3 separate regions of the Mus musculus genome follow, and regions 1 and 2 are each linked to region 3. Evidence: chromatin loops called from intact Hi-C (ENCODE). Cell type or tissue: left cerebral cortex. All regions are shown on one strand. Links, peaks and the distances in the headings refer to the core of each region. The heading gives the core; the rest is flanking DNA.

Region 1 (10,583 bases), core at 5,010-7,509, 75 kb after region 3:
CATCTTCCTGTTTCAGTTAGAAGAGGCAGCCTGCTCTGGAGTTATCAAGAACTAAGACTAGGACAGTAGGCTCTGTGCACAGCAAATCAAGATGGCTGCTATCTTAACCATGCTGAACACCTGTTCTTAACTGGAAGGTGGGAACATGACAGTATTTGCGTTTGAGGTCTTTATGAGTATGAAATGAGATCTTGCAGTCACAGAATATGCAGCATTGCAATGGAATGGAAGTTCTGGAAACTCCCATTTCCAATGGAAATAGGAAATTCCTGTTTCCTATCAGGAGTAGATCATAACAACTTATATAAAGTCTGTGGGGGTGCTCTCCTGTTTTTGTGTGGATGGTTTAAAGATTCAGTGGGGATGCTGGAGTTTGGAGGCAGTACATGCATTGGGTACAGCAGTATTTCCTGGGAAAGAGCACACTGGGCAATAGCTGACTGGTCCCTCAGAGTTCCTGGAAAATGAGCGAATATGAGGGGTGATATTTTTGCTTCAGTTTCCTGGAGGAAGGCACTTCCTAGGCATCTCACTGACATGGATAATGATGCTGCTCAAAGCCCAGTTGGCCACCCACTGTCTCCTAATTGCCCAGGACACTGAATTTAGACCATTTTATAATATCTCTCTCCCTCCCTCTCCTCCCTCCCTCTCTACCTCTCCTCCTTCTTTCCCCCTCTTCTTCTCTCCTTTCCTCCCACTTGCCACTCTGGAAAAGAATAATTCATAGGGATTATTTGTTCTTAAAGGAAATCAAGCATGGAAAACAAGGGACAGATCACAGGGACATAGATAAATACACCTAATTATAGGCTGAGCTATTAGCATGACAGGAATTGCTGTTTTTGAAAATGATCTGACAGCCAGAGAAAGCTTCTGCCACCAGCCCAGTCTGTCTGTCAGCAAGCAGGGCCATGACAGGGCTCCCATTGGGCTGTGGGCTCATGCCTTTTCCTTCAGCTCTGCTGATGAAATTGAGCTTAGTATCTCCTGACCCCTCTTTCTCAGAGACCGATCATAGATGTTGCTATCCGTGCTTTGCAGGCCTTTTGCTTAGATTTCTCAATTGGCTTATTTAACAGCTAAAGCCCCTTAGACACTGGCAGATCTTGGCTCTATTCTGCATGGAAAATTTGTGGACCTTCTCTGCAACATCTCCCGCCACAGGGAGATCCTTTCGTATTTTAGCCCCCATGACCCACGTAGATGAAGTCAGACATTTTGAGAACTCTTCTGTCTATTCAGAAAGTATCTTTGCCTGTGAGAAGAAAAATAAAGGACTTTTATGCCCTGTTGCCTGGGATCCTGGTGCATCTGGTTGATGTACATGGCTACATGGTTTCACACAACTGTAAAGTGGGTGTTCTGACGCTGGCTGAGTTTATTTGGGAAACAAGCATGCTTTAAATAGTTAAGGACAGTTCTGGAGATAAATGTAGAGTATATAAAATCGAGTGGGAGTTAGAATCACGTATGTAACAGGAATCTTATTTTAACGTGATTGACGCCCCCTTTGCCTGCTTGAGTTCCTTATTTTGGTCTCAACTGGTCTTAGGTATTTGTGTATATGCAGGGATGAGGAAAGTTTGAGCAAAACTGCAGAGGATCACGAAGAGAAAGCTGAAGAATAACATTCAACTTCCTCCATGCAAATTAGGAGTCTGCAGCAGCACCATTGTCTCAAAAGCTGAGCAACTGTGGTGGTGGTGAGACTGGGCTAGAGGGTCCATAACCTTCATTCATTCTCACGTACCTCTAGCATGTCAATGGGCATGCCCTAAAGAGTAGCACCTCCGTAGCAAGAAGGAGATAAACCTGCATGAAGCAAAACCAGGAGTGTTGCCAATCTATGTCTGTGCACATCTGTGAGCCATGAATACACAGCTGATGGCTGGTGGATCTGCTAGTCTGGCTGCATGGCAGGCAACATGTCCCCGCAGTGGAGTTTTGGCTGGATACAAGGGAGCATGCAGTCTCAGAGGGGTGCAGCTGGCTAAAGTCAAGAAGACTCTGCTTTGTCAGTGGCATCCTTCAAAGTTGTATTAGTCAGGGTTCTCTAGAGTAACAGAACTTATAGAATGAATCTCCTATATTTATATAGAATAGGGGTTCATTATAATGGCATACAGGCTAATACAACAATGGCTGGCTATGAATGGAAAGTCCAAGAATCCAGCAGTTGCTCAGTTTGTGAGTCTGGAGGTCTGAACTGGTCTGCAGTAGACTCTGGAATCCCAAAGTAGGCTCTAATGCCGGTGAGAGAATTGACTTGCTATCTAGGGGAGAGCAAGCAGGGAAAGATGAAAAGCTTCCATCTTCCATATCCCAAGATAGACTTCCAGCAGAAGGTGTGACTCAGATTAGAGGTGGGGTTTTTCCCAGCTCAAAGGATCAAGATTAAAGGTGTGTCTTCCTACCTCAAAGATACAGAAGTGGCTCCTCCTATTTTAAATTAAGCAAAAATCCCTTATAGGTGTACCCTCCATTTGGATCAAGATTAAAGGTGTGTCTTCCTACCTCAAAGATACAGAAGTGGCTCCTCCTATTTTAAATTAAGCAAAAATCCCTTATAGGTGTACCCTCCATTTGGGGATTTTAAATAATTCCAGATGTAGTCAAAGTGACAACCAAAGAATAACCATCACACGGGCCTTGGCCAATCCAACAAAGAAGCCCATCCTTGAGGGACAGTGGCATTACTGTGAGATGGAGACAATAACATGCACAGAGCCAAAGAATATATTAGGCCAGGAGCCTGTCTTCTTTCCAGGGATGTTAAGTGAGACTACTTCTGCCATACAACTGGATTCTATTCTAGTGGGGGAGGGGAAAACAAACAGAAGAGAGAACAGAACAGAGCAGGAAAGAGCAGCAAAACTCAGTATTTTTTTTAAAGTACCTGACCATTAGTTGAAGGAATGTACACCCTTCAACAAATTTGTACACAGCAAATCTGATTACATTTAAACTGGTTGGGCATTTAGTGAGCATGCTCTTGCTGAATAGTTTGAGGCATCAAAGAAAATGCATGTTTAGAGTTCTATCAATGGGTAGAAAAAATCCAGAAAAATATGCAGCAAAGTTACCACTACTTATGAGACATCCAGAGGCAACTCCCCCTTGCTAAAGTCTTACCAAAAATATCTTGCCTTTTCATTTATTTCATCTACGTATGTATTTAGCATTAAAATGTCTCCATTTTGAGAAAAACAAGCTCATGTTTTTGAAAATGCAAGCTTTAGTATAAAGGACCCAGACACTCTACCAAATCAGACAACACTTGGCTGTCAATCAGTTTTGCTCCAAAGAAGCTCCTGGCTGGATTTATGCAGGGTAAGATGCTCTTCTGAATTTTTCAGTGGTGACTTTGTAAAAATGAGTTTTGGATTCAGAACTTGTTACTCACTTACGGAGCATCCAGGAACAGCCTGGTATCGTGCGATGGAAAGTGATCCGAGTGTCTCTGGGGAAAGATCTTTGAGGTTCTCAAGCCCTGCCACTTAGAAAAAGTCAGCGGCACGGAAGTTTATTATCTCCTTGTTCACCTGACATGGAGACATGGGTACAAGCAGCTTTCTGCAGTCTTACTTGCTTACATGGAGGCCTCCTCTCCTGTGGCACTCTCAGGGTCCCAAGCTCAGAGGTTCAAGAAAATGGTAGCCTACTCCCTAGGTAACATAGCATATGGGGCTACAGTGGCTGGTACTTACTGTGTCCTTCTGAGCAGTAGGAGATGGATGACTGCATGGCTTAACGAGATTCTCCGAGGATTCTCAGGTTCCCCTTTACATGGAAGAATCTCACCAGGTCTCAGATTTGGGAGGGACATCTTTCCTTGGATTCAAAATCATTAGATATATTGAAGAATGATCACATTGACTTATGGAATAATTTTAAGTCAATAAACAGCATAAACCACTTGGAAACACACACACACACAGAGATGCACGTGTGCACATGCGCACAAAGGCTACAGGTTCCATACTACTTTTATTTCTACTTCATGAATCAGCAAAGAAATTTTTAATCAGGAGATAATTTTTCCAGGACAGGTGGCTAGAGAGTCACAAGGGTAAAGAGATAGATAGATAGATAGATAGATAGATAGATAGATAGATGATTAAATAAATAATTAGGGAACAGCTTATCAATTTTTTGTGGCACCCAAACAGTGAACAACCCTGGGGAAGTTAAAAGCAAGTCTTCTGTGTCATGCCTGTCATGAGCTGGTTGCTTTTCTTGCTCCTGGTCTGTCTTATATGGGGCAGGATTATGCTTCAACTCTTCTACAACTTGTATGTAGTAGAGGAAACAGAAGGATTTCTGTGGCTATAGTCTCTCATTGCTACTAGTGAGCAAAGACTTACTTAGCAAGCTAAAGGTCCAGATGAGAAATGATGTCACAGATAAGATAGGGTTGGGCAAAGAGCTCAGCTGATGAAGTACTCACTTTGCGAGTAGGAGGACCTAAATTCCATATCCTGAACTCACATTTTAAAAAATAAGTTAGGCATAATGGTCCATGTTCGTAATGCCAGAGCTTGGGAGCTGGAAAGAGAGTCCTGGGGCTTCCTAGTCGGGCAGCCCAGCAGCATCAGGGAGTTCTAAGTGGCCTTGTCTCAAGACAAAACAGCTGCTACTGGAGGAAAGTCTCTGAGGTTGTTCTCCAACTTTCACACATGGGTTCACAGTTGTGCACAAGCAGCTGCCACACATATAGAAACAGACCCACAAACACACACACACAAGTACAGAAAGGAACCTGAGCTGATGGTTCACCTACAGGGAGAGGGAAAGAACTCTACAAAATGTCAGTTAACCACAGTGGATCACAGATAAGTGCTATGGGAGGACCAGCTCCCTCGTGTCATCTGGAGATGCCCACACAGCTGTGGTCATGAGCTTGAGAGAAGGCTGTGCAGTCAGAGAGGAAGAAAGGGTTTACAAGAACATTCTCCCAAATAACAGCGGTTGTGCCTGGCGTCTCCTACAGTCTAAGGAGTAATTCCAGGAATGTCACCTTGCCAGTGACCCAGGCAGTGATTGTTTAGCCCTTTTCTGCACAGAAAGCAATCTGAGGGTGCTGAAACCAGACCGTTTACATTTGTGCTTCAAAGCAAACGGTCTCCCGGGGGTTCCTTTGTTGCTTCATTTTTATGTAAACTATTGTGGGTAGAACTGGGTCTAACAAAGGTTACTAGCAGGAAACTTTCAGTTACTCCTAAGAGCTGGTGCTTCTGTGTCAGGGCCTGTCTGAGAGAACATTCAATGGGTGGTGAGGCTCACCCACAAGGAGACCTTTCTTGAACATTTCGTTCATTCACCTTTATAAGAGGAGCAATGATAGAACTCCCTAAGTGTTTTTCCCATTGTTCTCCTGGGATGCTTACAGGTCTTGGCCATACGCAACTTTGGGAAGGATGTCACTACAGTTACCTACCAGTTTTCCACACATAGATTGCCCAGATGGTGAGGAATGTCCTTTCCCATCCATCTGCTCCCTTCCCTTGGGGTCAGGGTTCTTCTGCGTCATCCTCAAAACTAAGCGGCTGGAGAGATTAGGTTTGGTTCTCTGTTACTCAGAACAGACTGCCTTCATCCAGCACTGACAATTTCTGACACCTATACCTGTCACAGCAGATCGGACCACAAGCAGGAAAAACCGGGATGCTCGACTGCTTCTCTGGGACTCCAAGGGGAGGTGTAGGCAGCACATCAATTCCGTTAAAGTGATTAACTGATTCTCTCCTGGCTTCGCTTGCCAGTGTGGATGTGGACTGAGCTGGCTGCCAACCTGGGCTGAGTTCCCATTGCTGCTGGCTGGTGGAAGCGGTGGCTTTGCTCCAGAGGCGCTTCCCTTCCAGCTGTGGCTGACTGCACTGCTTCCTGTCAGGCTGACCAGGGCAGTTCAGAGAGCAGGTGGCTCCTCTCTCACTTTTTCTGTATCCTCCTCCCACATGTCCATTTTTAATAACCCACACCCCCTCGTGCAAAGTATCTTAATTGATGTTTAAAATGAACATATGCAAATGTCTGTGATCATTATGTATACTTTATTGATAATGTAGTGTGTGTGTTTAAACTCATGTGCATGTCTGTATAAATAACAGATAGGCCATGCAAGTAAGTCTATGAACCACAATAGAGGCTACAGTGCTGTCATCATAGCTCAATTCCCAGTAAATGAAATATTTGCTTTTCTTCTCTTTGGTCGTTTGTTTTTAAGCACACACACCTCTTCCCAGGAAACTGGAGAGATAGAGTCATAGAGTCACACATGTGGGTGGTGAGATTTTTCTCAGTGGCTAGGTGGAGACGCTGACTTTCCCAGGAGCATAAAGGAAAATGACTTTAAACGAGTTAAAAGAAGTGGGAGCTCGTTTTGAGAAGACACCTCACAACTGTATCTAAAAGCTCATTCATTTAGAATGTGATCATCCACTAATTCATTTAATGGGCATTTATGGCTTTTTACTCCTGTAAAAATCAGGTCTGAGGATGGTGGCAAATCAACGGGAGATGTTTTTCTCGGTAGCTTGTGATGTACAGAGGAAGTTTCCCTAACATCGCTTTAGATCACCCGCATGGTTGCTTCTGAGATCACTTTCGTATTGCTTCCTTTAATGCCACTGAAACAGGCAAAGCTGGCAGAGTGCAGAGGTCAAAGCTGTTGCCTGCACCACTGGCTGTTGGAAAAAAAACAGAACTCGTTATAAGCTGTGTGACTTAAAGCAGGTTACTTGGCTGCTCTGCCTATCAGCTTTCTCATCAGTAGCATCAGAATGAATACAATTGATGTCTTCAATAAAATAACATTGGCAACACCATGCCTGGACACTCCAGGTCAGTGGTTCTCAGCCTTTCCAATGAGACCCTTTAATATACTTCCTTCTATTGTGGTGACATCCCAACCATAACATTATTTTCATTACCACTTCATAACTGTAATTTTGCTACTGCTATGGTTGTAATGTAAATATCTGAAGGTTATAGGGTAGGCAATCTCTGTGAAGGGTCATTTGATCCACAAGTTGAAAACTGCTGCTTCTAGGTGCTCTGTAAAGATCAGTTCTGTAGACATTGGAAGATGTTCTTGGGAGTGGTTTAAATTCTAAGAGCAGCTATTTCTGCTGAGATGGAAGAGGGTGCCCTTCTGATGTTTTCTGAAGCAGTACTTAGCCCAATTTCAGCCAATAGATTCTTCAGTATGTTTGATCTGGGAGATGGTAAAGCTGATTTAGTGGTCAGGTTCCCCACCTCTATCTTCATCCATCTTCTGCTCTAACACACACACACACACACACACACACACACACACACACACACACTCAAACTGAGACTAAGGCCCTTTCCAGCTTCCCCACCACACAGACCTTTCAGGCTGTGGAAGAAAGGGGTCAGGTGACTCCAAGGAGAAGGTGCCTGTATAATAGGCCTGAAGATTTAATGGTTGCTAGGCTACCATCCCCTGAGACTGACCTGCTTCAGCTGGCCTGAAGACATGGTAAATTCATGTTCATCTCCAGTAACCAGGAGAGTGTGTCTGCCCCGAAACAGGTTAGTGGCAAGCCAGGGAGGGCTAACTGAAGTGGACTGTGGTCAGAGGAGACCAGTAGAGTCAGGAGGATGGAGCTAAAGTCTGTTTGCCTCTGCCTCTGGCTCTTAAGGAAAAAACTAGCAGCTCGTGGACTGTATTTTATAGGAAAAGAATTTTCACAGTTTCTGAGTGGAAAGAAGGAACTCTGAAGTTGGCCAGGCCAACTTCATGGGGCCTTTGGGGATTTTTTCATACGTAGCCTTTGACTGTAAGAATGAGCTGCACTGTCCAGCAACCATCTTGCCTGAGCTCATTCCACCCTGGTATTCTAGTAAAGAAGACACTTTCAGTTTTGCCCAGAGAATATTCGCAAAACACGTATGTTTGGAGCTAGGCAGTTTGCCCAAGGATGAAAAAAACATTCATAGTTGTTTCCTTCATTCAGAAAGAAGCAAATTTTATCTAATAGCTCTGGGTTATTAATGCTCTTATTGCATGGCTGGTCTCCTGTGATTTGGGTTTTATAGGTCAATGAAGGCTCAATTGCCAAAAACAAACAAGCAAACAAACAAACAAACAAAATCTTGCTCATTTATCTATGTCACTGGTGGCACACCTTAAAGGGGATCTTAGGACCCACAGAGTGCCGTTCTCAGACCTCCTCAGAGGGGCTTCTTGGTGCAGCAGATGGCGGTGACAGCAGAAACTCACAGCTAATCAAAATGCAGAGAGTGGCAGTGGCAGTGCTCAAACACAAAGAGGATATATATGTCACACCTCCGGGCTCAGGGACCATTGCAGAAGCAGGGGGTGGAGGGGGGTGCAGGTTAGAAAGATTATAAGAGCAAGAGGTTGGACAGGACTGAATTGAAAGAGCGTCTTTGGGACATGACAGGATACCTGAAGTCAGACTCAGGTCAGCCAACATTCCAGCCTGAAGAGGGGAAGAGCTCATTGGCCTCCATCCCTAACTGATGTTGATGGTTGACATCTTCTGAAGATGAGACTACTGGTAGGTGGACCATAGTCCAGTGAATGGCCTCATACCCAAACGGGGCAGGACAAATTGGAGTTGATGGGTTGATTTTTTTTTTAAGCACATGAAGTTGAGGGATGTGTGGGGAGGTAGGGGTGGACCTGGGAGGAGCTAGAGGGCACGGATATGATCAAAATATGTTGTACAAAATTCCCAATAAATCAATAAAATATTGCATAATTTTGTTGTTGTTGTTGGTGGTGTATCTACAAATCCATATGTCATTTGCCTAGTAAGTAGATTTCAAATTCATGAGCTTTCTCTTTAGTTCCTGAGTAGTATGGAGATAGAGTGTCCATAGAGCCTGACATTGGATAGAATCTCTCAAACAGGAACTGCCAGGAGGAGTGTGGGAATCAGAACTACGGCAGCTTGGGGCCTACTGGGAACAACGTTCAGCTGCTCTGCCTTCCCACTGGAGCCTTGTCTCCTGGACTGCATGGCTCAACATGCCAGCAAGAGGCTGCCTGGCTCAGTGGCAACCAGTGAGCAACCTACAGCAAGGAGAAGCTTCATTGCCGTGACTCAAGGACAAGGTGGCTTTATTGGATCTGATGTGGAACTGGGCTCTCAGATGGGCCATCCACTACATCCTAGAAAGATGGAAGAGCCAAAGATGGATGTGACTTCTCAAGGTCACTGAGTCCTGATGGCCACACAGGTGACAAAAGGATATGTCCTGCTGGTTTTGAAATGGGGGTCTTATAATATTTCTGTTTTCCTATTTATTTCTCTCTCATTTCCATCTTCATGTAATCAACATCCCTTCGTCCTCCGTGTTTCGTCCTCCTTGAGCAGGTAGACACCGTTGTTTTGTTTTTGTTTTTGTTTTTGTTTTTGTTTTTGTTTCTTCAAGCTGTTCACCCTGGACAAGGGATGTGGGTTTCTGAATGCAGACTGTGTTTTTTGCATTGCTCCTGCCATTCCCAATACGTACCTCCGTGGGAAGTGCTAGCAGTGTTTAGCACAGAATAAACACCCAATGGGGGGGGGGGGGGAGAGGTCAGATGTGATGTTTAGAACAAGGTTGTAGAGAGTCAGTCATGTTAGCAATTCTTCGTAGACACACAGGTTTGATGGGGAGAACCCCAGAGCTGCAGGAGAGGGGTGTGGTCACTGCTGGGGGTGGGGCTTAGACACTTGCCTCCTAAGAGTCTGTCCTGGAGCCCCCAGCGTTGGGAAGGTCTCTGGATGCTTCTCTTCTCATTTTTACACTCTTAGCTCAGGGCATAATTTCAACAACACGGAATATTCTATACACACATAACACACATTCACACGCTCGCGCGCACACACACACACTCACTCACACACGTATCTATGTTTAATTAGTTCTTGGAGGCTTTCGACAATAAGTTTTGATTATATTTTCTCCTCTCTTCCCAGATCCACTCCTTCCCTTCCCACCCGGCTATTTTTTCCTTCTCCCTTTTTTATTAAATTTCCTTTACCCCGTTTCTAATACAACATAATATGATTACAGTTTCCCCTCCCTCTACTCCTCCGTTTCTCCCAGCTCCATTCCCATCTGGATCCACTCCCTTTTTGTCTCTCATGAGAAAAAGAACAGGCTTCTACGAGATAACAACAAAACATAATAGAATAAAATATAAGATAAGACAAAAAAGAAACCCCATCATTTTGTTGAACAAAACATGCCAAAGGAAAAATGAACGAGTCCCAAGAGGTTTACAAGAATTAAAGACCCATCTTCACACACTCAGGAGTCTCATAACGTATGGAACTGAAAGCTATTATGTATATGCAGAGGACCTGGCGCAGGCCTGTGTAGGCCCCGTGGTTGCTGCTTCAGTCTCTGGGAGTTCAGATGAGCTTTCCTCAGCTGTTTTCAGATGAACTTGTTCTCCTGGATGACACAGAATCTTAATATTTAAAAAAAAAAATAAATTATTTTTGGAACCCACTTTAACGCTCAAAGTCAAAAAATAGGCAGGTGACATAAAAAAGTAGCTTTCATATGTTCCCTTATTCTGTCTGTAAAAAATAAAA
Region 2 (10,583 bases), core at 4,045-6,544, 260 kb after region 3:
GTGTGTGTGTGTGTGTGTGTGTGTGTGTGTGTTGGCCAGAGGTCTCTCACTGAACCTGGAATTCATGGAGGCTAGAGGGAACTCAATGACTCCATCTGTCCCTGCACCCAGAGCAGTGGGGTAACGGACACAGGTCAAACCCAGCTTTTAACAGGAGTGCTAAAGATAGGAGCTCAGACCTTCAGGTGCATATTGTAAGCCCTTCATCAAATGAGCTATCTCCCCAGGCCCTGAAATAACTATTTTCAGGACTTTATAGTAGTCCCAAGAACTCCCATATTACTCCATCACCTCCCACAGGCCCACCTCTTAATACTGTCACTTTGAAGAGGAGCACTTTAAGAATGTTAGGAACTGTACAGGAAAATGCCTGGTCACGGAGGACCTACAGATTTTTCAGCTCTGCAGCATAATCTAGCTAGCATCTAGCATAAGGATAGCTTGAGCAAAACTAATGCAGAAATATACTGCCCCCATTTGGATGGTATGGCGAACATTTGACACTCACAGGCTGCATGCTTTTAAGCAAACTCGAGACATGCTTGCCAGCATTTCAACAGAAGTTAATTAAGTCTTGAAAAGTTAATTAATCTTGGAAAGAACATTGAGGGCAAAGAAAGATTAGTGAGTTTAATTAAGACGATCTGAGATCCAGCTAAGCATTCCCACCCACTTGTTAGAAAAGGAGCTACTTGCCCGCCACCAGCGTCTCCTGATCCACATGGACAGGAGTGGTTTCAGTGTTTCTACTGCCAAAGCCATGAAGCACCCCAAGTACAAGCATGGCAGGGAGCTTTTAAAGTGACTTCAAAAGCCTTGGTAGCAGAATACTAAGCAGCTAACACAAGAAGCAGGCATCTTGCTCAACTTCAAGGAGCATTTGTTTCAGTTAATGTGTTACAGAAAACTTAAAATCGCTGTTCTTAAACCGTGTGTCAGCTTCTGGTGACTTTTTTTTTTCCTATTTAATTATGCTAGTCGCAGTATGTAGAGCTCCAATCAAATCTCCCCATAACCTCTCACCTACATCTTTCCCCAAAATATTCATTCACTGCCACTTACGCAAAGACAGCCTCTGTGTGCTTTTAAATTCTAGAGATCTCGGGATTGTTAGGAGAAAAAGTAACCCGGGGTATTCTTCTTTTTTTGTTGTTCATTGGGGGATTACTTTTCATTGTTAGTTTTGAGATGAGGCTCCGAGGGGCCTTTGAACTTACAACTTTCTCACACCCCACCCCCATTCTAAGATCACAGGCACATACCACCTGGCCCTGTTTTAATGTCCTCTTTTTTTTAATTTATTTATTTTATGTATATGAGTACACTGTCGCTGTACAGATGGTTGTGAGCCTTCATGTTGTTGTTGGGAATTGAATTTAGGACCTCTACTTACTCCAATCCGCTCTGCTTGCCTTGCTCTCCCTGGACCAAAGATTTTATTATTATATGTAAGTACACTGTTGCTGTCTTCAAACACACCAGAAGAGGGCATCAGATCTCATTACGGGTGGTTGTGAGCCGCCATGTGGTTGCTGGGATTTGAACTCAGGACCTTCGGAAGAGCAGTCAGTGTTCTTACCTACTGAGCCATCCTTAAGGTCCTCTTAAAAGAGCACTGTCCTCACCAGCCCTTAAGGTCCTCTTAAAAGAACACTGTCATGATAAACCAAAATTTTATGCTTCTTTTAAATTGTTTTCTTCTGGATTGCAAAGTTCAAGGCCAGCACCTCTATAACAAAGCACAGATTAACAAATTTATAGAATGTAAGCTGTGTTTGACATAGGGAGCTCCAAAAATAAAGCTTCAAAGACCCAGAGGATAGTGTTTTCTTGAACATTTTTTTAACCTTTGTATCATTACAAATTTTCAAAACCTTAAGGCAAACCATTGTGAATTTGGGATGGTCTATCTATATTCAGACTCTAGGGAAAAGCTTAGAGACAATGTATGCCAACTTCATCACTCCTGAAAAACCAAAGCTCAGATTCCTGGATGCTGCCTGTTACGTTGATAAAAAGGTCCACAAAATGGAACTTTCCAGAGACAGAGAGTAGGATGATGGTTTCCTGGGGCTGGGAGTTGGAGCAGAGGTTGCTTCAGAAAAGACAGAAAGCTACACTGTATATATACAGTACATGTTTTCAGGTTAGAAGTCTAGCTGCAGTGGTAGAGCACTTGCCAAGCATTCACAAAGCCAGAACTGGATCTCCAGTATGGAAAACCAGAGAACCAAAATGTCTTATAAGGTTGGTTGCATACCTCTATGAATGCACTGATTCTTTACAATGTATATTTACATAAATAAACTTTATGGTTTTGGAAATGAAACTTTAAAAAAAAAAAAAACCAGGTTGGGGCTGGAGAGACAGCTCAGTGGTTATGAGCACTGGGCTCTTCCAGAGGTCTGAGTTCAATTCCCAGAAACTACATGGTGGCTCACAACCATCTGTAATGGAATCTGATGCCCTCTTGTGGTGTATCTGAAGATAGCGACAGTGTACTCATATATTAAAATAATAATAATAAAGCTTTAAACAAAACTGACAACTAAGACTGAGTTAAAAAGAATAAGAGGTACTCAAATTCAAAGATGAGAGAAGAAGCATTGAAAATGGTACTGAAGACTTACAAAGGATTATTATAGGATATTATAAACAACTATCAACAAACTGGTAACCTAGGACATAACAAATGGACAAGTTTATATCTCTGACTGAATCATGAAGAAATGAGAGACCTACAGAACCATTTTTTTAAAAGTTGATATTGCTCAGTAACAACACAACAAAAATCCCCCAGAACAAATCCAGAATCAGGTGGCTTCACTGCTGAGTCCTAGCAAACAGTTGAAGAACAATGAATACCAATTATTCTTAAAAGTTAAATGGCGGTTAGACCGGTGCGGAGGCGGTGCGGAGCGTGTCGGCTTCGAGCTCCTCGCAAAAGTGTGGCGTCGCGCTAGGCTGCGGTGGAGCCTCTGTAAGGAAGGCGGGAGCTTGACAGCTTCAGGAAAGGCCCGTAGCGGTGACAGCGACCCGGAGTCATGAGCGACAGCGGCGAGCAGAACTACGGCGAGCGGGAATCCCGTTCTGCTTCCCGAAGTGGAAGTGCTCACGGATCGGGGAAATCTGCACGGCATACACCTGCAAGGTCTCGCTCCAAGGAAGACTCAAGGCGTTCTAGATCAAAGTCCAGGTCCAGGTCTGAATCTAGGTCTAGATCCAGAAGAAGTTCTAGAAGGCATTATACAAGGTCACGATCACGATCTCGCTCGCATAGACGATCCCGGAGCAGGTCTTACAGCCGAGATTATCGCAGGCGCCACAGCCACAGCCATTCTCCCATGTCTACTCGAAGGCGTCATGTTGGGAACCGGGCAAATCCTGACCCCAACTGTTGTCTTGGCGTGTTTGGGTTGAGCTTATACACCACAGAAAGAGACCTAAGAGAAGTGTTCTCTAAATATGGCCCCATTGCTGATGTGTCTATTGTATATGACCAGCAATCTAGACGTTCAAGAGGATTTGCCTTTGTATATTTTGAAAATGTAGATGATGCCAAGGAAGCTAAAGAACGTGCCAATGGAATGGAGCTTGATGGGCGTCGAATTAGAGTCGATTTCTCTATAACAAAAAGGCCCCATACCCCAACACCAGGAATTTATATGGGGAGAGCCATTTATGGCAGTTCTCGCCGCCGAGACTATTATGACAGAGGATACGATCGGGGGTATGATGGCGGGGGCTATTACAGCAGATCACACAGAGGAGGAGGTGGTGGAGGAGGTGGATGGAGAGCAGCTCAAGACAGGGATCAGATTTACAGAAGACGGTCATCTTCTCCTTACTACAGTCGTGGAGGATACAGGTCACGTTCTCGATCACGATCCTACTCACCTTGTCGCTACTAAAGCATGAAGTTGAAGACTTTCTGAAACCTGCCATAGAGCTGGGATATTGTTTGTGGACAATATTTTCTATTGTCTCCTGTTTAAAAAGTGAACAGTGCCTAGTGAAGTTAGGTGACTTTTACACCTTTTATGATGACTACTTTTGGTGGAGTTGAAATGCTGTTTTCATTCTGCATTTGTGTAGTTCGGTGCTTTGTTCAAAGTTAAGTGTTTTCAGAAAAGTATGTTTTGCATGTATTTTTTTACAGTCCAAATTTTGACTGCTGAGAAGTTTCTATTGTAAAAAACTTCATTTAAAAGGTTTTTCTACTGAATCCAGGGTATTCTGAAGATCGAAGCCTGTGTGTAAAATGCTACCAGATGGCAAAAAGCAACAATAAACAAGTTTGATTTAAAAAAAAAAAGTTAAATGGCATAAATCCAGAATTACCCTGCAATCAAAGATAAATGTAAGTGGTACAAAAAATGAAGCCTTTTTGTAACAATACTAGGATAAAGGTAATCTTATAAACTAGGTGCGTGATAGATAAAACAGAGTTGTGTAAAAATCTGTGACAGTAAGATGGAGAGGTGGCTTCCTTGCTCAAGAGTTTACCTTGCAAGCATTATAACATACATTTTATTCCCAAGACCTCACTAAGAAAGAGACAGAGAGAAACATGGAGGGAGGGAGAGAGGGAGGGAGGGAGGGAGGGAGGGAGGGAGGGAGGGAGGGAGAGAGAGAGAGAGAGAGAGAGAGAGAGAGAGAGAGAGAGAGAGAGAACTGGAGAGAAAGCTTAATGGGTAACATGCTGCCTTCCAAGAATGAGGACCACAATTTCATCCCAGCACCCATTCGGAAGCCCACCATGGTCATACATGTCTGCAACCCTAGGAATGGGGCAGGTTCTACTGCTGGATTTACAGAGTTTGTCAAACTAACCAATCAGTGAGCTCTAAGATTAGTGCATGTGGTTGTTTCACTGTGCTTGGCCCAGGGAATGGCACTACTGGGAGGTGTGGCTATGTGGGAGAAGGTGTGGCCTTGTTGGAGGAAGTGCATCACTTTGGGGTTGGGTTTTGAGACTCTTCTAGCTGCCTGGGAGTCTTCTGTGTGCCCTAGAACAAGATGTAGAACTCTCCGCTTCTCCAGCACCATGGACACTGCCATGCTTCCCACCGTGTCGAAGATGGGAGAGAATGTTTGCAAGCTACATTTGATGAGTAGTTAACATCAGAATGTCTGCTGGTGAGATGGCTCAGTGGGTAAGAGCACCCGACGGCTCTTCCAAAGGTACCACATAGTGGCTCACAACCATCCGTAAGGAGATCTGACTCCCTCTTCTGGAGTGTCTGAGGACAGCTACAGTGTACTTGCATATAATAAATAAATAAACAAACAAATAAAGAATTCAAACAAAGGCTGGGCGTGGTGGCGCACGCCTTTAATCCCAGCACTGGGAAGGCAGAGGCAGGTGGATTTCTGAGTGGATTTCTGAGTTCGAGGCCAGCCTGGTCTACAGAGTGAGTTCCAGCACAGCCAGGGCTATACAGAGAAACCCTGTCTGTCTCAAAAAAACAAAAACAAACAAAAAAGAAAGAAAAGAATTCAAACAAACGTAATAAAAATAAGTAATAACAATAATAATAACCTAATAATCCTATTGAAATGGGCGATGTAGTTGGTTCACAAAGGAAAGCATGCAAAGACCAACAGGTGTATGTAATATACATCCCTAATCCTGAAGAACAGTGTTATCTATCTCATCCCAGATGAAACGGTTATTATCAGAGATAAGATATCTATCGAGCACTGGCGGGGGTTGGGGGAATACGGGAAAAGGGACCTCTCCTACACTGCTAGTGTGAACGCCAACCCGAGCACCCACTATGGAAGACAGAGAGCAGCTTGTGGGGAAAATAAAAACAGAACTGTCACATGAGTCAACAATCTCATTACTGGGAATGTCAGAAAAGGCAGGAGCGTCCGCACTGGGTAGAAACCCTAAGGCGAACCAGAGCTTGTGAGCAAGCTTTCCTCCATGTCCCCATGGGACTTGACTGGGATGCATTAGCCAAATAAACCGTTTCCTCCTCGAGTTGTTTCAAACTCCTCTTCAGGCCTCTCGGGAACCTAATCTATCCAGAGACGTTCCAGGAGAGACGCGTTTTGAACCCGTCAGGGAGGATGGGTCCAGGCAGAAAGTGTCTCCTGGCCGTCCTCCAGTCTCCATTCTCCAGTCTTTCCAACTGGTGAGCGCCAGGCGAGCGGAGGACAGCTGCGCATGCGCAATCGGGACTTCTGTCAGCCGCTCCGCCCCGCCTGGAAGGAGACAGGGTTTCTCTGTGTAGCCCTGGCTGTCCTGGAACTCACTTTGTAGACCAGGCTGGCCTCGAACTCAGAAATTTGCCTGCCTCTGCCTCCCGAGTGCTGGGATTAAAGGCATGCGCCACCACGACCGGCTGTCAGCCGGGTTCTTGGTCAGCCTGCACCTAGGAATCGCTTGCGGATGGCCGCCGCGCAGGCGCAGTCGGTTCTGTCTCGCACCTGCTCAACCCCGCCCCTCTCGCCGTTCCCAAGCAGAGGCTCGCGGACCGCTACGGCGCACGCGCAGTGCAGTGCTGGCGGTTCGGCTCCGGGACGTGCGGCGGGCTGCCGCTTGTCGAGTACGGTTGTGTTTCTCAAGAGCTGACGGGCCGCGGTGGCGGACCCGGGCTCGGGCGGCAGCACGGAGGCGCAGGCTGTGCCCGAGGGCTCGGGGCCGAGCACCGCCAGTCCCCGGACGGCCCCTCCGGTGACGGTGCTGGTGATGCGGCAGGACGAGGCCGAGGCGGACGGCGCTCTGAGGCCGGGCCTGGCGGGGAGTGAGGCGGCGGCAGACGCCGAGGACGAGGCGGGGGACGACGACGCCGACCTGCTGGACACATCGGACCCGGCGGGCGGCGGCGAGAGTGCGGCCAGCCCGGAGGAGCTGGAGGACGAGGACGCGGAGGGTGGCGGCGCAGCGCGCAGGCGAGGCTCCAAGACCTGCACGTACGAGGGCTGCCGCGAGACCACCAGCCAGGTGGCCAAGCAGCGCAAGCCCTGGATGTGCAAGAAGCACCGCAACAAGATGTACAAGGACAAGTACAAGAAGAAGAAGAGCGACCAGGCACTGGGCTCTGGCGGCCCGTCCGCGGCCAGCACAGGCAACGTCAAACTGGAGGTATGCTTGCTCCTCGGGGCCCCGGGGCCAGGGCAGATGGGTGCCAACCTACTTGGTACACACTCAGGGTCTCCCCAAGGGCTCATCCTCTGCTCCAGCTGACATGGGCACTTTGGAGGTGATCTACACCTCTCCTTAGTAAACCCTTCCCAGTGTCTACCCCGAGGCATCCGGCACATTGACACACCCTGTTGGTTTTCTGTAACTTTGGTGACTTTGTTTTTTTTTCTTAGACTCCCTGGCCCCTGAGAAAAGTTGGATTGACAGTGGGGTAGTAACTTACAGCACACATGGGCGTTGCTCGGTTGCTTGATTCAAGTCAAGCTTGGAAGAGAGACGCCAGTGCCCTGCAATTGGGCTTCTGCTGCTAGCTGTCTGTATTTAGGTCCATTATTCATCTCCCTTAAGTCTCGGCTCCCTCGTCTTTTGCCCTTAAGATAATGCCCAATTAGTGTTTCTTCGGATTTATTTTGGTTAGGTGAAAATTATAAGTGGTGTGCATTTCAGCTCAGACCCAGCAAAGTCCACCTAAGTATTAGAGCTGTTTAAAAAACAAAACAAAACCCGTAAAAAGTAGAAAGACTCCTTACCACAGAAGTTCCTTTTGAAGGGGAACTTCTAACATTTGTGGAAGTTTGGCCTAGATGACTCAAAATTATTGCTACTATAAACGTCTGATTTTTGTGGTATTAGCATTATCCTACCTACACAGTGCAAGGCCTGGAGTTGTGAAGACATAAGGTTCTCTACAGTCAAGTCAGCTATAGCATTCCATGTACTGTGTATGTAAAGGAAGCGGTCCTATAAATAGGGTAACTGGGGAGAGTTAGAAGAAGAAAAAAATCTTCGCTTTTGTGATACTAGAATCCTCTTTTAGAGTTTTTAATATTTTGAGACCTAAAACATGTATGTATGGAAACCTTCTTATAACAAAAGTTTGCTAAGCATCTCACGATAAAGGTGCGACGCGGATGTTTTAATAGACAACTCGGAAGCCAGTAGATAAAAGGCCAAAGCTTTCCCAGAGGCAGAGTGTTTCACTTAACTTCAGCAGCATTCTTTTATGTGAGGAGAAGTTCAGTGTTTAGATTCATTCATATATGGGATTAAGCATTACTAATTTGAAATGGGATTCAGTGTCTCGGGGACAGGTTGCTGTTGCAGAATTTGCCTGTTGGCTCTGTAGTGGTGGCCTCTTAGCTGTGATTTCTAGCCCCTTCCACCCAGTTTACTCTGAAAGCTGTTTGCTTCTGTAACCAGTATTTTACTGCCTCTCTCTTCTTGTGGGTGTGAATCAGGTATGAATCCAGTATCTCATTAGCAGTAGATTGCCTCTGAGTTAATTTATTTTGTCCAAAAGCAGGCAGACTGTTTGGACTAAAGATTGCTCCGTGTGAGATTTCGGTGTCACTTGTCATTCTCTTGCAACAGTGAAAACAGGCCACAGGTATTTAAACTTCCCCTCTGCCCAAATAGCTTCAGTTTGAGACCTTGCAAGAGACTGCAGATCCTAGATTGGGAAGCCTGCAGGGAGGAGGGTGCCTGCAGGGAGGAGGGCATTTACTTAGAAATGACTGCCAGTACCTGTGACTTATCTACAGGCCTTCCTAAAGTTCCACAGAACCTGAACCTAAAAAAGGAGAAAGATCAAAGAGAGAGATGTTCATTATCACTGAAATACCTGCTGTTGTGGATTACAACACCGTATTAAATGTTTATCTTTGATCCCAGGAAAGCACAGACAACATACTCTCCATTGTCAAACAGAGAACAGGATCCTTTGGTGATCGCCCTGCAAGACCTACTCTTCTAGAGCAAGTGTTAAATCAGAAAAGACTGGTAAGTGCTTGTTGAGTGGTTGTAGATCTGTTAGTGAAAACCGCTTGTTTTCAGTGGAACTGTTTTTCCAGAACTGCATTGTGTCACTGGACACAATGAACCTCACACCCTACCCCTCCTACCCCTTCCTGGACTGCAGTGGAAGGAACACCTTTAGCCCTGTTTTCTTCACTGACTGACCTTTGACTGAGCAAGATGAGATTTTTAAAACAGACTCTAAGTACACGGAATAGTACTGTAAAGGCACTGAGATACAACTACTAATAGTTTATAAGGGTCTCTAATATACAACTGATAGAAATTACCAAAAGTCAATCGGGAAAGGGGCAACTGTTTTATAAGATATTGGAATATTTGGATGGTAATTTGAAGAAGAGAGAGAGACTTTAACTCATGATATACTTTATATGTAAGTTTTTTGGCAGAATATTAGATTTTTTAAAATTAATTTAGATTTTATCTCAAACTTCTACAATGAGGTTTTATTATATTAAAGAATCACAAAGAAAAGATTTTAACTTTGACAATACAAGAATGTAAACAAAGACAATGCTAATTTTCAACTTATTTTATTGGAGAAATAAGTACATCAGATATAAAAGGCTGGTCAGCATGGCTGATACTTTGTTATAAAAGCATCCCCACACTTGAAAGACTTGGGCAGACCAGGAGCATTGCTGTGAGCTCAAAGCCTGCCTGTCTATGGTGTATGACCTGTTCTTAAACCAAAAACAGATAGAGCATTTTATTAATAACCCTTTTCCAAAACTCTTTTCTTTTTAAGTCATTACTAAGAAGTCCAGAAGTTGTCCAGTTTTTACAGAAGCAGCAGCAGCTACTAAATCAGCAAGTTTTGGAGCAAAGACAGCAGCATTTCCCAGGAGCGCCAGTGTGAGGCTTACGGAGGCTTCTGCGCGCTACCTTACTGCGATGCATGGGTGCTTTCAGCCTAAGACAGTGCTGGTAATCAGACATTGGGGGCACACCTGGAACCCCTGAACTTGGAAAACTGAGCCAAGAGGATCCCAAGTTCAAAGCCAGCCTGGGCTACATAGCAAGTTCCTGTCTCAAAAGAGAGAGCGAGAGCGAGAGAGAGAGAGAGAAACTACTTTCTGTAAATGTGTGTGTACATTTGAGAATAAATAAATATTGAATTTTTGCATTTAATTGTTTCATATCACTGTGAGTTTGGAAAAAAACACCTTTATAGTGTTTACTGTTTTTCTTCAGTTATGCCTACTGAAGCGAATGAGCCAGTTGCTTTCTGTGGAAGTCATAAAGTAACAGTAATATCAATCACCCAGGGCTGCGATTCTCACCAAGAGGCCCTGGAAAGGACTGGTATGTTTTGGGCTGCCACAGTGACCTTGACCTAGCGAGGCTGTAGTGAGGGTCAGAAATCGTAACCTTCTGCAGTCTGTGGTATTCCACCAGCTAAATGTTCCCTTGCCGTCAGTGCGTCTCCGCTGCATCGATAACCTGCGGCCAGCTCAAGGTCAGGTGCTTGGAGTAACCTTTCTGTGTAGTTCAGGTGGAGCTCTGAAAGCTAAGCATCTTTATACCTGTGAGGAAAGTGGTCACTGATCTGTCTCTTCATGTAACTGGAGAAAGAGAGGACACTAAAGTTGGTGCCTCCAGGGTTGGGGGT
Region 3 (10,583 bases), core at 4,473-6,972:
ATGTCTTATTTTCTCTATCAATGGTGATTGAAAGTTTTGCTGGGTATAGTAGTTTGGTCTCTTAGAGTCTGCAGCACATCTGTCCAGGCCCAGGCCCAGGCCCATAAGGCTTTTAGAGTCTCTATTGATAAATCAGGTATCATTCTAATAGGTCTGCCTTTATATGTTACTTGGTCTTTTTCCCTTGCAACTTTAAATACTTTTTCTTGTTCTGCCCATTCAGTGTTTTTATTTACTGAGGGACCTTTCTTTGCTGGTCCAATCTGATGTTCTGTAAGCTTCTTGTACCTTGATAGGCATTTCCTTCCTTAGGTTAGGAAATTTTTTCTTCTATTTTGTTGAATTTTCTTCTATAATTTTGTTGAAAATATTTTCTGTGCCTGTGACCTGGGTTTCTTCTCCTTCTCCCTTTCTTGGTAGTTTTAGATTTGGTCTTTTCATAGTACTCCAGATTTCCTAGATGTCTTGTCTGAAAGCCAGCTCAGCATCTAGGTACTGAGGAAGGCAGGGAGGTATGGCGTTGGTGAGTGGGGCCAAAAGCTGATGGCTTCTGGCAATTTAACTCTCTCTTCTCTCTCTCTCTCTCTTGCTGTTCTGAGGCCAAAAACTGATGGCTTTTAGCAATTAATTCCTGCTGATGGCAACAGGGACATTAAGAAAAGAAACTTAGTTACTTGGGCTCTTTACTCTTTGACTCAGGTGCCTCTGGATGATCAGGTGAGAGGCTCTGAGTTCATTAACTTCGTGAGCCAGAGAGAAAACAAAAGAAAGAAAGTCAGGGGCATGTGTGCAGACAGACAGACACAGAGAGAGAGAGAGAGAGAGAGAGAGAGAGAGAGAGAGAGAGTCAGTCAGACCTGACCACCTGTTTCATCAATTTCACAAGTACATATGCATCCATCCTTATATACATACACATATACATATGTACATACATAAGGCATATATACATGTAAATACATTTAGTGGATGGAGCAGACCCCTAAGAGCTGTACTTTATTTTTTCTCTCAGACTTTTTATTCCTTTTTAGACAGAAGTTCTTTATAAAATTACCTCACAGATAAAATGTTACACAAAAGGAAGTTACAGAGGATGTTGATAGTTTCTAGTTTCTAGTTTTTGTTGTTGTTGTTGTTTGTTTGTTTGTTTGTTTCTAAAATTCCTTCAGCTTGGGTTTTCTTGATTTTATTCCCATTTTTAGGTCTTGAACAGTTTTATTCATTTCCTTCTGCTGTTTGTGTTTTCTGGATTTTGTTGAGGGATTTATTCATTTCCTACTTAAGGATGTCTATCATCTTAGCACACAGTATTTTAACATCTTTTTTCTTGTATTTCAGGTATGTTGGGATATTCTGGGCCTGCTGTGATAGTTTCTGGGTTCAAGTAGAGACAGAATGCCCTGGCTGTTATTTATTGTATTTTAAAGCTGATATTCAGCATCTAGGATTGGGAAGTTTATACATCTAGGTGGCAATATCTGGTGTTGTCTTTGTTGGGTGGGTACTCTGTTCCTTGGTTTTTGTTTCCTTTCTGGATTTTTAAGAGAGTATTGTGGCTGTGTGTTGCCTGATAGGAAATTTTCTGTGAACCTGAGAGATGTAGCCACTGGGGATTCCAAGTAAAATGCGTGTCTGGGTATCAGGAGCTGACACTCAGGAATAGGGATAACCTAGGGCTCTGATGGGGTTCACATGAGAGGAAAGCATAAATGTTCCATGAAGATCTTCTTATTTAGGCTCCTTGGAATAGGGGCAGAGAGTGAAGAACAGTCACTCTAGCAAGTCTGCTATAGTACCTGCTGAGTTGGGAACTGGGAAAAAGCAATAAGTAGGGGGAAGGAGGTTAGGAGGGAGGGTCTGTGGGATGCACAGGAGATATGGGCAGAGGAGAAGGAAGACTGCAGCAGGTGCTCTCTTGCAGAGCTGAGGACGAGCCTGGGGGGAGTGGATTTGGAGGAGAGGAGGGAGTGGTAAACAGCCTGCTCAGCTGGTGTGTTCACAGGGAACGCCTGCTGGTGTTGGAGGCTGGGGTGATAGGATGCACTGGGGAAAGGAAGCTTAGAGGAGCCGATCTTCATGATATACCAGGGATGGGGTCAGAAAGGAAAGGGAGACTACTGCTGTTCTACTACACAGCTGGGGATGAGACTGGGGGGTTGGATTTGGAGGAGAAAAGAGAGGAGTAAAGTCCGTTGGTGTAGCGTTTGTAGCCGCTTTGGCACCTGCCCAGGAGCTAGCTATCTTTGGATCCGAGAATGAAAGACACACACTCATCAGCTTATTTTTAAGATGCCTTGGCTGCTTCAAAGGCTGGGCACTCCTAAACCTTCCCCTGCTACCCCAGGCCCAATTTGGGAACCTGAAATCTCACATGGCTGTTTGGCTTTATCTGCCACCTCTCCTGCATCCCATCCTGATACTCCTGAGTCATGGTGATTCTGCTCTGTTCCTTTCTGCATCCTCACCCATGCAACTCTAAGGGTCCTACCCAGTGTCCAGCCATTGGCCATTGATTGAACAAAAACTGACTCAGGACAAGGGCCTTTCGCAGATTCCTGAATGAATCAAAGCATTAGAACCAATCTTCATCCAGTTAGCTCATCTTTTTCCTGCTCAGCTTGTGTGTTTCCAGGGAATCCTGGAGATATTTTCAGTAGCCACTAACCTTGGCTGGTACAGTCTTGGGTTGTAAATGTTCATGGAGATTTAAAGCATAAAGTTAGTTCACAGCACAAATTAGTTAGTTATATATGGGGATCAGAGATTATTTTCCATCTGATTTCATAGATTTTCATCGGATGTAGCTTATGTACTTGTTCTGTTAACTAAGTACTGTTCTGTAATCGTGGAACAAAGAAAGCAGATGTTTTGTTAATATTCTGAATGTTCCTAAATGACTACAATTTTAAATTAAAAGACCTAGTAGTTTTCAGTAGTGGTTCTTAGTAATAGTCCTATTTATTATATATGTGCACACATATGTTTTGTTTCTTCAGTCATAAGATTTTCAAACGTAACAGCAAGTGAATGATCCCTCCCTTAAAAGAACATAATCATACTACTGAGTAATTTCCTATTTAAGCTATTCATAAAGACAGGGATCTTTTCTCCAAATTGTAGATTCATATGGGAAATAAAAGAGGGATGATATATGACTTAAGAGAGAAATGACTAAACAGAGCATTTCTGATTCATGTAATAGATCACCACCTAAGTGGATAAGTCTTAATTCCCCCGCTGAGGCCCACGGGACAGCTCGTCACTGTGGCTGATTGATTCACTCGTGTGAGTCGGGAGTTAACATTATTCATCACAGAGAGATCGGAGATGCTGTTGGACGGCGGTAGTTAATCTCAACGTTCTACTATTACCCATGTTAGAGAGGGGATCTGTGACTGTACCACCCTGAACGTGCCCAGTCCTGTCTGGAGTCATGAGCTAAGCAGAGTACGGTTTGGTTAGTGCTGGAGCTGAGCACTGGATCACAGGATGCTTTGGAAAAGAAGCCCCCACGAGCTCTGCAAATGGAACACCCCCCAAATGTCTCTTCCTCCTATGCTCTGTTCTTAGCTTGAACCCAATAGAGATCGGATTCTTCTTTCTCCTTACCCACAAAATAAATTCCTATTTTGATTCATGTGTGTGACGTAGTGTGTGTGTGTGTGTACTTTTATTTATTTCCTCCTCAGTGAAAAGATTGAAAGCCGCCTTCCTGTAAAACAAAGATAAGAAAGCGTGGTTCAATATCTGCTTCTGGTGGGGTAAGATATTGACTGTGTGTTCAAAGCAAGTGAAGAGGAAATAATGAAAATGTTATTTTAATCATCTCAGATACAGCTCGGCCTCTCCCTCTCATTACCTCACCTCACCGCTGAGGACATAGCCTTGCTTTCATTGACTTGGTAAATAAATCCGCAGCCTGTTTTCCCAGAGGGCTGGAACAGCAAAATGCCGCTAGAGTCCCCTCTCTAGCTCACTAGCTTCCAGCGTGAGTCACCTTCATTGTTCCCCAAAGAAATTACAGAGCAGGTGGTTTATGTCGCACACTTAACATAAATTACAGGAAAAGAATAATTTAGGGGAAAACCTGTCCCCAGATCCATGCATTTATATCTACAATAACAGAACTGCCTTAGTGGGCTGTGATTGGGCTCAACCGGAAGTATTTCAATCCTGCTCTAGAATGGTGACTACCTATGCTGAGTGATCACATGCAGAGAAACATACTACATACTGCATACATAGCTATGAGATAAGTTAAATAAAATACACAGCTCTTCAGGGCGCTCTGCATCCCATGCTCGGCAGTCCCACACGGCCAGTCATTACTGTACTGGACAGTGCAGTCTCAGCTGACTTTATCCCTCCAGATGCCCCAGTGGTTCATCTCATCCTACCTCTCTCTGTTTCTCTCTCTCTGTCTCTCTCTCTCTGTGTCTCTGTCTCTCTGTCTCTGTCTGTCTATGTCTCTCTCTGTGTCTCTGTGTCTGTCTTTCTCCCTTTCTCTCTCTCTCTCCCCCCTCTGTGTGTGTGTGTGTGTGTGTGTGTGTGTGTGTGTGAGTGGTCTGTCTGTGTGGGTGTGTGCAGGTACCCACACAGGCCAGAAGAAGGTGTTAGATCCCCTGGAGCTGGAGTTATAGGTGGTTGTGAGCCTCCTGCACAGGGTGCTGGGAAGTGAAATCAGGTCCACTGTAAGAGCATCACAGGCATTTAACCACTAGATCATCTCTTCACTCCCCATAATTTAATTCTTAAATAACTTTTCCTTTTTCTTTGTCTTCTCTCCACCACTCCCCCCCCTCCCCCACTTTTATGGTTTTTCAAGACAGGGCCTCTCTGTGTGGCTCTGGCTACTCTTATTAAGCAATTAGCATTTTTATTGGAGGAGGTTTAGAAATTATAATAAGCCTAACAAACCTCAGTATTATTAAATAATACCAGGGTGAATATTTAACTATTTAATATTTCATGGTCACTTTTATTTCTTCTCATATAAATGCAACACACATCTCGTAATTTATCCCCTAAAGTATTAGGAATAGTTCTAGGCCATTTTTCTGTATATAATTTTATATGGATGAATTATAAAAATTCATGATTACCAAACATTTCTACTGTATTACACTCTATTTTCCTGGATAATTTGTGTGTGTGCACATCTGCATGTATGTAAGTGTTTGTGTGCTCACCCTTGTGGGTGCCTGTGGAGGAGAGCAGAGATTTGTGTCACGTGCCTTTTTCAATGGCTTCACCACAGTAGTTTTCTGAGATGGGTTTCTCTGACTTAAATTTGTTAGCTCAGGCTTTGAAACCTCCCATGTAGCTAGGATTAGTAGGAACTAAATTTGATGGACGCCTGAACCCACGTTGTTTTCTTACCTATATATAGGGCATGATTTAAAGAAATGGATTCAGAGTGTCCTAGATTTCTGCCCTAAGAAATTTTTGATGCGTGACATTTGTATTTAAACAGCAACAGAAAGTGTATAATAACATGGGGTGGTATACCTGCTTAGAGAAATTGATGTAAATAGCTGGGCTGCTTCTCTTTCAGCAATGGGTAATTGGAGTGAGGTCAGCAGGCAGGGCAGGGACAAAAAGGTCTGACCACCAGGTGGCGGTAGCACACAGTACAAGGAGGGTGGGACCCTGATCAGTTTGCCTGCTGAGGCAGGAAGTCTTTCTAGCCCAGAGACCTGCTGGAGATAATGGACTGGGGACCCCAGCACAAAGGGAAAGAGTCATCAGATAAGGGGGTCTGTAGCTAGGTGACACAGCTTTGGAAGTATCTGGTCCAGAGAATTACCAATGACAACAGTGTTTAGGGGGCTTAATATCCTTGCAGACAGGCTTTGGATAATTTAGAAGTGTGTTTCTGAGCGGGCCATGATGGTGCTTGCCTGAAATCATAGCACTAGGGATGCAGAGAGAGGAGGAGCCAAGTTCAAGGGCAACCTGAGCTACACAGTAAGTTCCAGGTCAGCCTCAACTACATAAGACCTTGAAAAAGAAAAAAAATAGAAAGAACCGAAATAAATGATTAGATTGGTAAATAAATAAGAAGTATAAGGATATGCCAAGAATAATTTACATCTTGTTACTAATTCCTTTAATGAACAAACATTAATTGAGTGCCTACTATATCCATAGAATTATGCCAGAAAGAAGAACTTCAGGGTGGAGAAAGAGTCTGCCCTTGATTTAAAGAAATGTATCCAAAAGAGGACCCTTTGAACATCAGGGTGGATCCTGAAATCTACACAGGAAGCTATTGACTAGTTTATGTTTGTGTGTTTGTTTGTTCTATTCTAAAATGTCATCTACCTGCTAATACTTATTTTATCGTAACAGCGCTAGGCAAACATATTTGAAACATATTAGTCTACTTTTACCTCTGTGATGGACAGTGTCGACTGTCACGTTGTCAGCATCTAGAATCGCCTGGGAGGTGGGGCTCTGGGTATGCTTGTGGGACAGTGTCTTGGTTGTATTGATTGAGGTGGGAAGACTTCCCTGCTGTGTACAGCGCCCGCCCCTGGCTGGCTCCTGAGCTGCGTAGATGGAAAGAGGGAGCTCAGTGCCCATCCCTCCCTGGCTCCTCACCGTGGGTGTCAGCTGGAAGCTAATTAAAGATCTTATCTACAGAGAGGAGATTGGTATCTAGACTATGTGAAGGACTGCGAAAATTATACACACCAAAAACGCATGTCAGCCAAAAAATGGGAAAATGAATCGAACAGACAGTTCTCAGAAGAAGAAACAGGAACAGTCACTGAATATTCAAGACAGTGACTTATCCCCTTATCAATGTGACACACAGACACATCACTAGAGAACCACAGCCTTTCCTTTCTTGTTTGTACCCAGGATCTCACATCTATCGTAACAGAAAACACCGTACACGCGTTTAAATTTCCAGTGATTTAAAAGTTCAGTGACTCTTTTAGAATACAAACAAGCCTCTTAGCTTTGGGTGTCTCTAAACCAAGCCGAGCAACTCAGAGGCAAGAACCAGTGCACGGCCACAACCAGAAATCAAAGCAAAAGCAAAATCCAACAATGTAAATAACCCAGTGATCAGGGGCTTGCTTATGGTCTTCTGGCTCCAAAGGGCTTGGACATTTCCACTTCCCCACCTCTGCCACTCACAGCATGCAGCTTGTCTAGTAGGCTTAGGCTGCCTCCGCTCTGCCCCTGCCCCCGTCCTGGATGGTCACCCCATGGTTCTAGAGTTTAACATGCTGGGGCCTCCACTGCAGCTGAGGCTACCCCTTCACCAATGGCCTCTTTTGGCCTCTTCAGAGATTCCAACCCTGCCACATGACGGCAAGTGTCAGCTTCTCTCTGTGACCCATTCAGTCTTGCGGCCCTCATGATGCTAATGTCAGCACCACATGGGGCATATCATTTGCCAAGCTCTGCTGCCCGTGTGCTGCATGCACAGCCTTGTCCCCACACTCGACTGGACCACAGCTTCTGCAAGCTGACCCTGAGGAAGATTTCAATTAAATGACGCTGGTCTCTTGTTAATCATGGCTGAATTTTCAGCTGCAGCCGCCTAGCATCTATTATCCCGGTAAAGCAAAGTCTTCACTTCTAGATTCGTAATTCAAATATGTAAAGACAGGGACAGAAAATGGAACAGAGACAGGAGAAGTCATCCAGAGACCGCCCCTCCTAGGGATTCATCCTCAGACACCAAACCCAGACACTATTTCTGATGCCAAGAAACGCTTGCCGACAGGAGCCTGGTATGGCTGTTCCCTGAGAGATTCTACCAGCACCTGACTAATACAGATGCAGATACTCACAGCCAACCATCAGGCTGAGCCAGCAGACCCCAATGGAAGAGTTAGGGGAAGGACTGAAGGAGCTGAAGGGAATCGCAACCCCATAGGAAGAACAATAATATCAACTAACCGGACCACCCAGAGCTCTCAGGGACTAAACCACCAAACAAAAGAGTACATATGGAGAGACCCATGGCTCCAAATGCATTTGTAGCTGAGGATGGCCTTATGTGACATCAGTGGGAGGGGAAGCCCTTGGTCCTATGGAGGCTTGATACCCCAGCTTAGGGAGATGCTGGAGTGGTAGGATGGGAGAATGTGGGTGGGTGGGGAAGCACCATCACACAGGCAAAGGGGAGGGGGAGAAGGGGGATGGGATGGGGGTTTGTGGAGGGGTAACTGACATGTGAAATATCATTTTAAATGTAGATGAACAAAATGATTATTTTTTTAAAAAGACAGGCAAATAAATCCCAAAACAAACCAAAACAAATATATCATATGAATTGCTTTGGGAGTGTCTCAGAGGAGCTCTGACACTTCCAAGCCAGGATTCCATCATCTGCATTTCCCTCAGTGTTATTTTCCAGACTCCCCCTGTCTTGGAGAAGCTTTGACCACCTGATGGCTTTAAAGACAAAACCTTCAAACGCTTCCCACGGTCCTCCCTCAAAGCAATACCGTCAGGTCTGTTGTCAAAGATTCCACTCTCTGGTATCAATCTGTGTCCTGGCTGGCTTTCTGTTGCTGTCATCAAACACTGACCGAAGCCAGCTTGGGAAGGAAGGGCTTTATTTAATCTTACAGCTCCACGTCACTGTTCATCACTGAGCAGAGTCAGGGCAGGAGCCTACAGGTAGGAACCAAAGCAGAGGATATGGAGGGACGCTGCTGCTTGCTGGCTTGACCCCAAGCTTACATTCCTTACACACCTGTCCAGGGGTGGTCCTGCACACAGTGGGTGTAACACCTGCCCAGGGGTGGTCCTGCACACAGTGGGTATAACACCTGCCCAGGGGTGGTCCTGCACACAGTGGGTGTAACACCTGCCCAGGGGTGGTCCTGCACACAGTGGGTGTAACACCTGCCCAGGGGTGGTCCTGCACACAGTGGGTGTAACACCTGCCCAGGGGTGGTCCTGCACACAGTGGGCTGAGCCCCCTCCCCCGAATTAGCCATCAAGAAAATGCCCACAGGCCAATCCAAGAAAGGAAAGTCCTTAGCTGAGGTTTCTTCTTCTCAGGTCTCTCTAGTTTGTGTGCAGTTGCCAGATATAACCAGTGAGAACATCCTTAGCTGCCATAGAAACACACATGAAAACTACCTTGAGAGACTGGATCTCATCTCAGGTAGACCGGCGATCAGCTGGGAAACAAGTGCAAACAGATGCAGTTGTGGGTGTGTGGAAAGATGGAGTGTAACAGGTGCAGCCACCTTGGAAATCAGAATGGATGTTTATTAGGAAAAACTGAAAAAAAATTACCATGTGTCTCAGCTATAGCGGTGCTGGTCAGATACTCAAAGGGCTCTATATCCTACCATAGAGATGCTGGTCGTATACCAAAGGGCTCTATATCCTACCACAGAGATGCTGGTCGTATACCAAAGGGCTCTATATCCTACCACAGAAATGTTTGCTTGCACATGCATGTTGACTGCTGCTCTGTTTAAGGCAGGAAATCGAGTCAGCCTACATCCCCATCAATCAAGGAATGGATGATGGGAATGTGGCACTACATCCAGATTTTATCTGTTTGAAAAGAGGAATTAGAAAAAGGGATTGAACAGGGAATTATAGTGAGGTAACAGACTCAGAAAAATACTGCGAATCCTAGTGTGTGCATATGTGTGTGTGTGTGTGTGTGGGGGGGGTTGGCTCAGTGTTTAAGGGCACTGAATGCTTTTCCACAGGATCCAGGTTTGATTCCCAGCACCTATACAATGGCAAGTGACTGTTTGCAGTCCTTGTTCTAGTAAATTTGATGCCTTCTTTTGGCCTCAGTGGGGCCTACATTCATGCAGACAAAGCACACAACACACACACACACACACACACACATACACACTTTTTTTTTTAAGATGGAAAGGAGACAAAACATGTGGAAAGGTTTTTGAGGAGGGAGCTGAGATAGAATACATGTTACACAAATGGAGAAATGACGAGAAAAGGGTGAATGGGTGGTTGCAAAAAGAGGAGGAACACCCAGGGAAAAAGACCAACCAAAAGAAGTTACCATGCAACTGCCAGAATGAAACCTGGTACTTTGTAAGATAAATAAGGAGGCTATATTTATATTAAAGTGGTGCTAATATATCACAGAGATCAAATACAGTTGTATTTACAATTAAATGCATGTGTTGTTCTTAATATATTACCCAATACACAAAACATTAAGCACAGGGGATTTTAAGAGTTATTGAATTCTACTCCTAATTTTGCTATAAAACCAGTTTATTAACATTCTTTAGAGGATCAGGATCAATAGGATGGATATATATAATAAAACAAGGTTAATAGAATGGTTTACACATGTGGGACAGTGGTGGCACACGCCTTTAATCCCAGCATTTGGGAGGCAGAGGCAGGTGGATTTCTGAGTTTGAGGCCAGCCTGGTCTACAAAGTGAGTTCCAGGACAGCCAGGGCTATACAGAGAAACCCTGTCTTGAAAAAACCAAAAACCAAACAACAAACAAAAAACAAAAAGAAACCAAAGAATGGCTTACCCACTAGGAGTTGGCTATCCTGGAGGAGCCCTGCATATTGAAGTCTTCTGGTGTCTGCTTCTGCTCA

What was found. A loop is a pair of places that touch in the nucleus more often than their neighbours do. Peaks named below come from ENCODE experiments on the same cell type or tissue, not always from the same donor. Only the 100,000 strongest peaks of a DNase experiment are listed, where the experiment ranks them.
Region 1: a loop joins it to region 3, with 2.5 times the contacts of the local background. A loop is called at or near these places in 4 of 42 quality-filtered maps.
Region 2: it touches region 3 in a loop (7-fold over the local background); 31 of 42 quality-filtered maps call a loop at or near these places.

Annotation. Positions count from the first base shown.
Region 1 is chr3:54,984,772-54,995,354 of GRCm38, reverse strand. No RefSeq gene overlaps it. Among named protein-coding and RNA genes, the nearest start is that of Ccna1, 65 kb to the left of the region's middle. In left cerebral cortex, for the core only: no CTCF peak of the experiment used is centred there; DNase peaks (open chromatin) are centred at 5,787 and 6,294.
Region 2 is chr3:54,803,712-54,814,294 of GRCm38, reverse strand. It overlaps Rfxap (regulatory factor X-associated protein), which reads left to right and starts at 6,504. Exons shown (of 3, transcript NM_133231.2): 1 at 6,504-7,096; 2 at 8,828-8,935; 3 at 9,720-10,583. The coding sequence starts at 6,620. The coding sequence ends at 9,830. It also overlaps the pseudogene Gm10254. In left cerebral cortex, for the core only: CTCF peaks have their summits at 5,051 and 5,284; DNase peaks (open chromatin) are centred at 6,214 and 6,409; H3K4me3 peaks cover 1,006 bases; H3K27ac peaks cover 880 bases.
Region 3 is chr3:55,059,646-55,070,228 of GRCm38, reverse strand. 4931419H13Rik (RIKEN cDNA 4931419H13 gene) reads right to left here. Exons shown (of 8, transcript NR_040593.1): 3 at 10,517-10,583; 4 at 9,115-9,224; 5 at 8,472-8,640; 6 at 6,393-6,551. Among named protein-coding and RNA genes, the nearest start is that of 4931419H13Rik, 9.7 kb to the right of the region's middle. In left cerebral cortex, for the core only: a CTCF peak has its summit at 5,617 (motif pointing right); DNase peaks (open chromatin) are centred at 5,613 and 6,612.